Linked DNA regions of Homo sapiens: region 2 is linked to region 1. Evidence: chromatin contacts called from ENCODE Hi-C or POLR2A ChIA-PET data. All regions are on one chromosome and are shown on one strand. Each heading gives the region's core, a stretch centred on a gene start or an enhancer-like site at or near the end of the contact. The rest is flanking DNA. Distances are from core to core; before and after follow the strand shown.

Region 1 (4,285 bases), core at 1-2,500:
CTAGGCCCTCTGGAAACCTCCTCTGGCTCTCTTTTCCTTCCTTGTGCTGTCGGATGCCCACAGTGTCCCCTTCAGGTGGTTTGGTTCACTCTCCATTTCCTGCTCCCTTTCTCTGTCCCAGTGACCCCAGCTGCGGAGGGACCGGCCAGCTGCAAGACCCAGCGGGGAGACAGAGGAAGGAGGAGGAGAGAGGATGTGAGGGGAGTGGAGAGAAGAGAAGCAGTTAAGCGGCCATGACAGGCTTGGCCAGGAGAGGACACAAGGGATGCAGATGCTGTTCTTCCCCTCCTCCTCTGGAACGTGTCCAGCAGGGAGAACACTGGTTTGCTGACATGTGAAATGGGAATAACCCAGAGACTGAGTGGCAATGTGAATGGCCAGGGATCCCACACTGTTGCCAGTCCCGGGGGGCCCAGGATCCCAGACTGAGCACAGGGTGGCCACCCCATCACAGGTTCTGCTGTGTCCCAGAGGCCCAAGCCCATCATTTCAGGGAGGTGGGTGCCTCACTCAAGTTCAGGCATTTCTGATTATTCTAACCAGGGCTGTGGCTCACAGAGCCCCTCAGATGCTACCTGACTCTCCTCACAGAAAGCATGTGATGTGACTGAAGTCTCCAGATCATGGGGAGGAGACATGGCTGAAGGTGGGAGATTCAGCTTACTGACTCCCTGAGGTCTGGCCTGCTCAGAAAGTGATTCTACTTCCTCTTCCTGCCTGCACTTGGGGCAAGGGGATCACCTGCGCCCCCAGACTCCCCTCCAACTGGGCAGGCGGCCTGTGATGTGTAAGAGCCTCCTTCTGACCTCTCTTGCAGGTGCCCAGTAGGTCACTGACCTTGGCTTTCAGTCCAGAGGCAGAGGCTCTGGCTTATGGTGCAGAGCCCACCCCTAGCCCAGTGGCCAGCTTGGCACATGGGCCCTTTTCTCTTGAACCAGTGGCTGGCAAGGGAAGCCCACCCTCACATCTTGGTTGCTTAGGGTATGTTGTGGGACTCCTCTTAGAAACCTGTTCCTGGTGAGAGGGTGGCTGCGAGGTCACCCTGGCCCCAAAGACTCTCCGTGGTCTAAGGGGATAGTCCCTGCAAGGCTGGTTCCCATCCCGCTCAGGGCAGAGGGGGAATGATCAGGAAGTGATACCCCCAGTGAAGCCTGAGAGTTCACAAGATTCATGGGCCCCTGGGGCTGCCCCCTAAATGCTCAAAGGCACTTGTGGAATGAATGCATGCTAACGTTTACCCATCAGTCTCTTGGGTTTTTCCCATTTTAGCAAACTGGCAAATACACTTGCTGCATTTAGACTTTTCTTAAAGCCTGGAGACAGGCCTGTGCCCTGTTACTGGCACAGAGGTTTGGATGGAGAGGTGGAAGCTGAGCTCCCTAAGCCCTCTCTTGCCAATTCTGGGGTCCAGGCAAGCCGCGGGGCTCCAGAGCCCCAGCCCAAAGTGGCTCCCCAGGGGATGTGGGGGCAAGGCTCCTCTGGGCCTGTCAGGCTGTGGAGGTTGCAGCGCTCCCTGGTGTGGAATGCGTCCCGTCACATGGAAGGGACCAATTAAATGCCCGAAGGGGCACTAATAGCTGAAGCCAGTGGGGTGTGACAGTTTGAACAGGTGACACCAACTCCTCTCCTTCCCCTGAACCTTTGGTCCCTCAACCACAGGAGCTGGGGGCCTGAGAGGGTGGGGGAGGGCTGAGCTGTGCCCTTTTCAAAGCCCCTCCCCACTGTGCCCACCACAAGCCCTCCCCAAGCCCAACCCCTGCCCTTCAGAGGCTCACTTACCAAATTCTGTCAATGGGAGTCGGTCAGTCAAAGGATATGGAGACAGACAGAAGGAGCCGGAGAGGTATGGAGAGGAGGAAGGAACCAGAGAGAAAAGACAGTGAGACCCTGGGTCATGGGAGGGACCCCAGGATCACACCCTAGAGGAGCAGCTGTCCCCAGCCTCTGATGGGCCATAGCTTCTGGGGTCTGGAGGAGGCGTATTGTGTGAGTGTGCACACATGTGTGCTGGACAGTGAAGAAGAGGGACAAGCATGGGACCCAGAAGAGGCTCAACGGCATGAAGGGTGAGGAGGTGAGGGGGGGGCAAGGGCTCCTGTCTCCCTGATCTCTGTCCACTCTCACCCAGAAGGCCTCAGTGTAGGCTGGGATGGGAGGGGCCATCCCTACATCCTACATCCCTGGAGCCTGGATAAAATCCCTGCAGGAAACAACCCCAAACACCCCCATGTTTTTATTTTCCTAACATAAAAAATGTCAGAGACATGATGAGCAGAGACATGGCAAATTTTCCAGAAGTTAAAAAGTGTAAGGGGAACACACGCCTCTCCCTCTCCCCCTGAGCCCAGGTACTGACAAACCTCCCAGGGCAGCCACCACACCCCATTCCTGGGTCTCTTTCCCCAGGAAATCCATGCCTATATGACCATTATGGGTACATGCCACCCTGCTGTGACACTAACAGCATGCTATGCACATTGCTCTGTGTCCAGTCTTTTCACTTAGAACTACATCTTGGTGATTGGTCCATAACTGTGCATATAGATGATGATGCGAACGAGGACACTAACAACCTAGCACCTACTCTTGGTCAGGCACTATTCTAAACACTTTGTAAGTACCAAGTATTTGCTTTGTTTTCCTTAATGGCTGCAGAGCACTTGCATCACTGGGTTACAGTTCCCTCTGTGATTATTCTGGAATGTCAGCAGCCCCTTGAGGCTGTAGACCATGCCTCAGGTGGTGAAGATTCCCCAGCAGACCATGACACACAGTGGGTGCTCAGGGAGTGCCTGGGCTTCAGCAGCTCTTCCTTGTGTGTTACTGCTACTCCTCCCACGGGCCCCTCCAGCCCCTCCAGTGGAATTGAGTTCAGAGAGGTTGACTGAGCAGCCCATGGTTGCATAGGGAGCTGGTGGCAGAGTGGGGGATAAGAGGCCGGGCCCAGGCCGGGTGCGGTGGCTCATGCCTGTAATCCCAGCACGTCGGGAAGCGGAGGTGGGTGGATCACTTGAGGTCAGGAGTTCGAGACCAGCCTGGCCAACATGGTGAAACCCCGTCTTTACAAAAATACAAAAAAATTAGCTGGGCATGTTGATGCACGCCTGTAATCCCAGCTACTCGGGAGGCTGAGACAGGAGAATTGCTTGAAGCCGGGAGGCGGAGGTTGGAGTGAGACGAGATCATGCCATTGCACTCCAGTCTGGGCGACAGAGTGAGACATCATCTCAAAAAAAAAAAAAAAAAAAAAAAGAGGCCGGGCCAGCTTCTGGGCCAATGCACCTTCCCACAACCCTGTGCTGCTGCCCCAGCCAAGGAAGTGGAGCTCATGTCTGATGCGGGCATTCCCCATTGGCAGCACGAGTCCACAGTGTGAAATGCATTGGCCTTGCAGTCAGCAATGTTAGTTACCAGAACAAACTGAGATGTACCATCTGAGCGCTCCAGGGCCCAGTCTAAGGGGAGGACAAGCAGAGGAGGTTGCCCCAAGAAGGGGAGTTCTGAGCTGGTGTTAGGAATGAAGGAAGGTATTATTATTATTATTATTATTTAGATGGAAGCTTGCTCTGTTGCCCAGGCCAGAGTGCAGTGGTACAATCTTGGCTCACTGCAACCTCTACTTCCCAGGTTCAAGCGATTCTCACACCTCAGGCTCCCGAGTAGTTGGGACTACAGGTGCACACCACCATGCCCGGCTAATTTTTGTATTTTGTTTTTGTTTTTTGTTTTTGGTAGAGACGGGTTTTCGCCTGTTGGCCAGGCTGGTCTCAAACTCCTGACCTCAAATGATCCACCCTCCTTAGCCTCCCAAAATGCTGGGATTACAGGCATGAGCCACTGTGTCTGGTCAGAAGGTATTATTTTTGGACTCTTTTGGACTGGCAGAAAAGGGATTTCGGGTGGAGGAAGTAGCTTTAAACACAGAGTTCTTGATCCTTAGATCCTTAGCGTGTCTCAGAATCACCTGCAGATTGCTCCCCGATTCTTCTCCCTCCCCCAGGAATTCCTGATTCTGTAGGCCTGGGTTGAGGCCTGTAACTTTGCATTTCTAACCAAGTTCCAGGCGACGCTGATCCTGATCTGAAGCCACCTTTTGAGGAGCACTGTCCTAAGCAAAGGCACGGAGTGTGGAGAAGAATCATCAATGACTTATTATTTGCAAAGGGTCCATGTCGAGAAGCTTGGAGTCCCAGGCAGATGCCATCCTGAGGATGGCATTATTTCCATGAGCGAGACGGAGCCACTCTGAGCTCTGCAGCAGGGGAGAGGGAGGTGGCCTTGCAGC
Region 2 (4,819 bases), core at 1,288-3,787, 100 kb before region 1:
GGGTGGGGTTGAGGGTGAGGGGCAGAGGGGCCCCGTTCACTTTGCTTCTCCTTTTCTTGCAGACCCTGTCCCTGACTCTCCAAACTTTGAGGTCATCTAGCCCAGCTGGGGGACAGTGGGCTGTTGTGGCTGGGTCTGGGGCAGGTGCATTTGAGCCAGGGCTGGCTCTGTGAGTGGCCTCCTTGGCCTCGGCCCTGGTTCCCTCCCTCCTGCTCTGGGCTCAGATACTGTGACATCCCAGAAGCCCAGCCCCTCAACCCCTCTGGATGCTACATGGGGATGCTGGACGGCTCAGCCCCTGTTCCAAGGATTTTGGGGTGCTGAGATTCTCCCCTAGAGACCTGAAATTCACCAGCTACAGATGCCAAATGACTTACATCTTAAGAAGTCTCAGAACGTCCAGCCCTTCAGCAGCTCTCGTTCTGAGACATGAGCCTTGGGATGTGGCAGCATCAGTGGGACAAGATGGACACTGGGCCACCCTCCCAGGCACCAGACACAGGGCACGGTGGAGAGACTTCTCCCCCGTGGCCGCCTTGGCTCCCCCGTTTTGCCCGAGGCTGCTCTTCTGTCAGACTTCCTCTTTGTACCACAGTGGCTCTGGGGCCAGGCCTGCCTGCCCACTGGCCATCGCCACCTTCCCCAGCTGCCTCCTACCAGCAGTTTCTCTGAAGATCTGTCAACAGGTTAAGTCAATCTGGGGCTTCCACTGCCTGCATTCCAGTCCCCAGAGCTTGGTGGTCCCGAAACGGGAAGTACATATTGGGGCATGGTGGCCTCCGTGAGCAAATGGTGTCTTGGGCAATCTGAGGCCAGGACAGATGTTGCCCCACCCACTGGAGATGGTGCTGAGGGAGGTGGGTGGGGCCTTCTGGGAAGGTGAGTGGAGAGGGGCACCTGCCCCCCGCCCTCCCCATCCCCTACTCCCACTGCTCAGCGCGGGCCATTGCAAGGGTGCCACACAATGTCTTGTCCACCCTGGGACACTTCTGAGTATGAAGCGGGATGCTATTAAAAACTACATGGGGAAACAGGTGCAAACCCTGGAGATGGATTGTAAGAGCCAGTTTAAATCTGCACTCTGCTGCTCCTCCCCCACCCCCACCTTCCACTCCATACAATCTGGGCCTGGTGGAGTCTTCGCTTCAGAGCCATTCGGCCAGGTGCGGGTGATGTTCCCATCTCCTGCTTGTGGGCATGCCCTGGCTTTGTTTTTATACACATAGGCAAGGTGAGTCCTCTGTGGAATTGTGATTGAAGGATTTTAAAGCAGGGGAGGAGAGTAGGGGGCATCTCTGTACACTCTGGGGGTAAAACAGGGAAGGCAGTGCCTGAGCATGGGGACAGGTGAGGTGGGGCTGGGCAGACCCCCTGTAGCGTTTAGCAGGATGGGGGCCCCAGGTACTGTGGAGAGCATAGTCCAGCCTGGGCATTTGTCTCCTAGCAGCCTACACTGGCTCTGCTGAGCTGGGCCTGGGTGCTGAAAGCCAGGATTTGGGGCTAGGCGGGAAGATGTTCGCCCAATTGCTTGGGGGGTTGGGGGGATGGAAAAGGGGAGCACCTCTAGGCTGCCTGGCAGCAGTGAGCCCTGGGCCTGTGGCTACAGCCAGGGAACCCCACCTGGACACATGGCCCTGCTTCTAAGCCCCCCAGTTAGGCCCAAAGGAATGGTCCACTGAGGGCCTCCTGCTCTGCCTGGGCTGGGCCAGGGGCTTTGAGGAGAGGGTAAACATAGGCCCGGAGATGGGGCTGACACCTCGAGTGGCCAGAATATGCCCAAACCCCGGCTTCTCCCTTGTCCCTAGGCAGAGGGGGGTCCCTTCTTTTGTTCCCTCTGGTCACCACAATGCTTGATGCCAGCTGCCATAGGAAGAGGGTGCTGGCTGGCCATGGTGGCACACACCTGTCCTCCCAGCACTTTGCAGGGCTGAGGTGGAAGGACCGCTTAAGCCCAGGTGTTCAAGGCTGCTGTGAGCTGTGTTCGAGCCACTACACTCCAGCCTGGGGACGGAGCAAAACTTTGCCTCAAAACAAATTTTAAAAAGAAAGAAAGAAGGAAAGAGGGTATGTTTTTCACAATTCATGGGGGCCTGCATGGCAGGAGTGGGGACAGGACACCTGCTGTTCCTGGAGTCGAAGGACAAGCCCACAGCCCAGATTCCGGTTCTCCCAACTCAGGAAGAGCATGCCCTGCCCTCTGGGGAGGCTGGCCTGGCCCCAGCCCTCAGCTGCTGACCTTGAGGCAGAGACAACTTCTAAGAATTTGGCTGCCAGACCCCAGGCCTGGCTGCTGCTGTGTGGAGAGGGAGGCGGCCCGCAGCAGAACAGCCACCGCACTTCCTCCTCAGCTTCCTCTGGTGCGGCCCTGCCCTCTCTTCTCTGGACCCTTTTACAACTGAACGCATCTGGGCTTCGTGGTTTCCTGTTTTCAGCGAAATTTACTCTGAGCTCCCAGTTCCATCTTCATCCATGGCCACAGGCCCTGCCTACAACGCACTAGGGACGTCCCTCCCTGCTGCTGCTGGGGAGGGGCAGGCTGCTGGAGCCGCCCTCTGAGTTGCCCGGGATGGTAGTGCCTCTGATGCCAGCCCTGGTGGCTGTGGGCTGGGGTGCATGGGAGAGCTGGGTGCGAGAACATGGCGCCTCCAGGGGGCGGGAGGAGCACTAGGGGCTGGGGCAGGAGGCTCCTGGAGCGCTGGATTCGTGGCACAGTCTGAGGCCCTGAGAGGGAAATCCATGCTTTTAAGAACTAATTCATTGTTAGGAGATCAATCAGGAATTAGGGGCCATCTTACCTATCTCCTGACATTCACAGTTTAATAGAGACTTCCTGCCTTTATTCCCTCCCAGGGAGAGGCTGAAGGAATGGAATTGAAAGCACCATTTGGAGGGTTTTGCTGACACAGCGGGGACTGCTCAGCACTCCCTAAAAACACACCATGGAGGCCACTGGTGACTGCTGGTGGGCAGGCTGGCCCTGCCTGGGGGAGTCCGTGGCGATGGGCGCTGGGGTGGAGGTGCAGGAGCCCCAGGACCTGCTTTTCAAAAGACTTCTGCCTGACCAGAGCTCCCACTACATGCAGTGGCCCAGGGCAGAGGGGCTGATACATGGCCTTTTTCAGGGGGTGCTCCTCGCGGGGTGGACTTGGGAGTGTGCAGTGGGACAGGGGGCTGCAGGGGTCCTGCCACCACCGAGCACCAACTTGGCCCCTGGGGTCCTGCCTCATGAATGAGGCCTTCCCCAGGGCTGGCCTGACTGTGCTGGGGGCTGGGTTAACGTTTTCTCAGGGAACCACAATGCACGAAAGAGGAACTGGGGTTGCTAACCAGGATGCTGGGAACAAAGGCCTCTTGAAGCCCAGCCACAGCCCAGCTGAGCATGAGGCCCAGCCCATAGACGGCACAGGCCACCTGGCCCATTCCCTGGGCATTCCCTGCTTTGCATTGCTGCTTCTCTTCACCCCATGGAGGCTATGTCACCCTAACTATCCTGGAATGTGTTGAGAGGGATTCTGAATGATCAATATAGCTTGGTGAGACAGTGCCGAGATAGATAGCCATGTCTGCCTTGGGCACGGGAGAGGGAAGTGGCAGCATGCATGCTGTTTCTTGGCCTTTTCTGTTAGAATACTTGGTGCTTTCCAACACACTTTCACATGTGTTGTAACTTGTTTGATCCACCCCCTTCCCTGAAAATCCTGGGAGGTTTTATTGCTGCCATTTAACACAGAGGGCAATAGAGGTTCTGAAAGGTCTGTGTCTTGTCAAAACAAGTAAACGGTGGAACTACGACTAAACCCTGGGTCTCCTGCTTCCTCCTCACTGAATGGATTGGTATTATGGGCCAGGGCCTGGCTTGGCCTTCACCTTGGACTTGCTTAGAGCACATACAAGGGCTCTGGGAGATGAACTTGTGCCCACAGGTCCAGGGCTCCACTGTACTGCACACCAGAAACGTTCCTATCTGTGCTCTGCCTGCCCTGGCCTGGGCCTTCTTCTGGGTCCAGAAGACGCTGCTGCTGATGGGTAGGCTCCTTCCATATCAGCTCCTGCCACTCCCTTTTCTGCCTGCCAACTGTGGAGCTAGAGGACTCCTGATAGGCACAGTGGCCCATGCACCCCTCTTGCTTGCATTAGGGGATGGGGAAGGGAGAAACCCTCAGCAGCTGAGCCCCAGGGTCTCTTGGAGGAACTTAGCCAGTTGTATGTGGAGCATCTGGGCAGCTGTGGAACATCCCTCAAGAAGCCAGGCCAAGGGAAGGGTCTGGATGTACTTGTGCTGGGTCAGGGAAGGCCAGCCTTCTTGGTGCCACAGAGGGTGAGGGCCAGGCTGGGACCTTCTGATCTCAAGCCAGGGGAAGCAGAGTTCACAATAGCAGGGTCCAAGTCTAATAAACAGAAGGGGCCTCTGCTCTAAAGACATGAGGTGTACTGCCAAGAGCAGTGTCCCCAGCTCATAGACCGTCACGGGGCCGCTGCTGGGGACTTGCATACCAGAAGGGGGCGGTGGGAGATTTCTGTCCTTCTGCCTGGATAGGTGACTTCTGCAGGTCCTCACCAGCCTGAGAAGCCAGGGCTTCTTATCTGGAATAGTAGTATCGGTTGGCTGCAATTCACGTGGCAGGGAGGCCACAGTTAGGCCCTCCCTCCCTCTCCACCCCACTGCCAAGTGCCTCTGAGGTTGGGCTAACTCCTGACCTCCCAGTTACCTTCCGCCCTTCCTCCCTGGGCCCAGCTCTTCCTTTGCAGGGGCCTCCCTGACAACCACTTAAACCCCTCCCCCAAGCCTGGCCTGTCTTCCCATGGCCTGGAGCTAGGC

Evidence for each region. A loop is a pair of places that touch in the nucleus more often than their neighbours do. ChIA-PET counts read pairs that join two places held with the same protein, here RNA polymerase II (POLR2A). Pooled maps may share reads with other maps.
Region 2: a pooled map shows a loop between it and region 1 (2.4-fold over the local background). The contact joins two enhancer-like sites. A Hi-C loop is called at or near these places in 1 of 168 maps with a recorded cell type or tissue (K562) and 2 of 50 pooled maps. POLR2A ChIA-PET finds 5 or more read pairs at or near these places in 2 of 52 experiments (HEK293 and T-cell).

The regions. Positions count from the first base shown.
Region 1 is chr10:71,641,361-71,645,645 of GRCh38, reverse strand. CDH23 (cadherin related 23) reads right to left here. Exons shown (of 70, transcript NM_022124.6): 12 at 1,780-1,785. Among named protein-coding and RNA genes, the nearest start is that of C10orf105, 76 kb to the left of the region's middle. RefSeq lists enhancers at 793-842, 1,283-1,482, 2,284-2,928. Within about 2 kb of position 1,250, at least 2 of the 41 ENCODE cell types and tissues checked have a DNase peak (open chromatin) inside an H3K27ac peak, as active enhancers do.
Region 2 is chr10:71,746,534-71,751,352 of GRCh38, reverse strand. The region is part of intron 38 of CDH23 (cadherin related 23); the gene reads right to left. VSIR (V-set immunoregulatory receptor) reads left to right here. Exons shown (of 7, transcript NM_022153.2): 7 at 63-3,797. The coding sequence ends at 100. Among named protein-coding and RNA genes, the nearest start is that of VSIR, 25 kb to the left of the region's middle. RefSeq lists enhancers at 2,381-2,510, 2,711-2,760, 3,146-3,355. Within about 2 kb of position 2,537, at least 29 of the 41 ENCODE cell types and tissues checked have a DNase peak (open chromatin) inside an H3K27ac peak, as active enhancers do.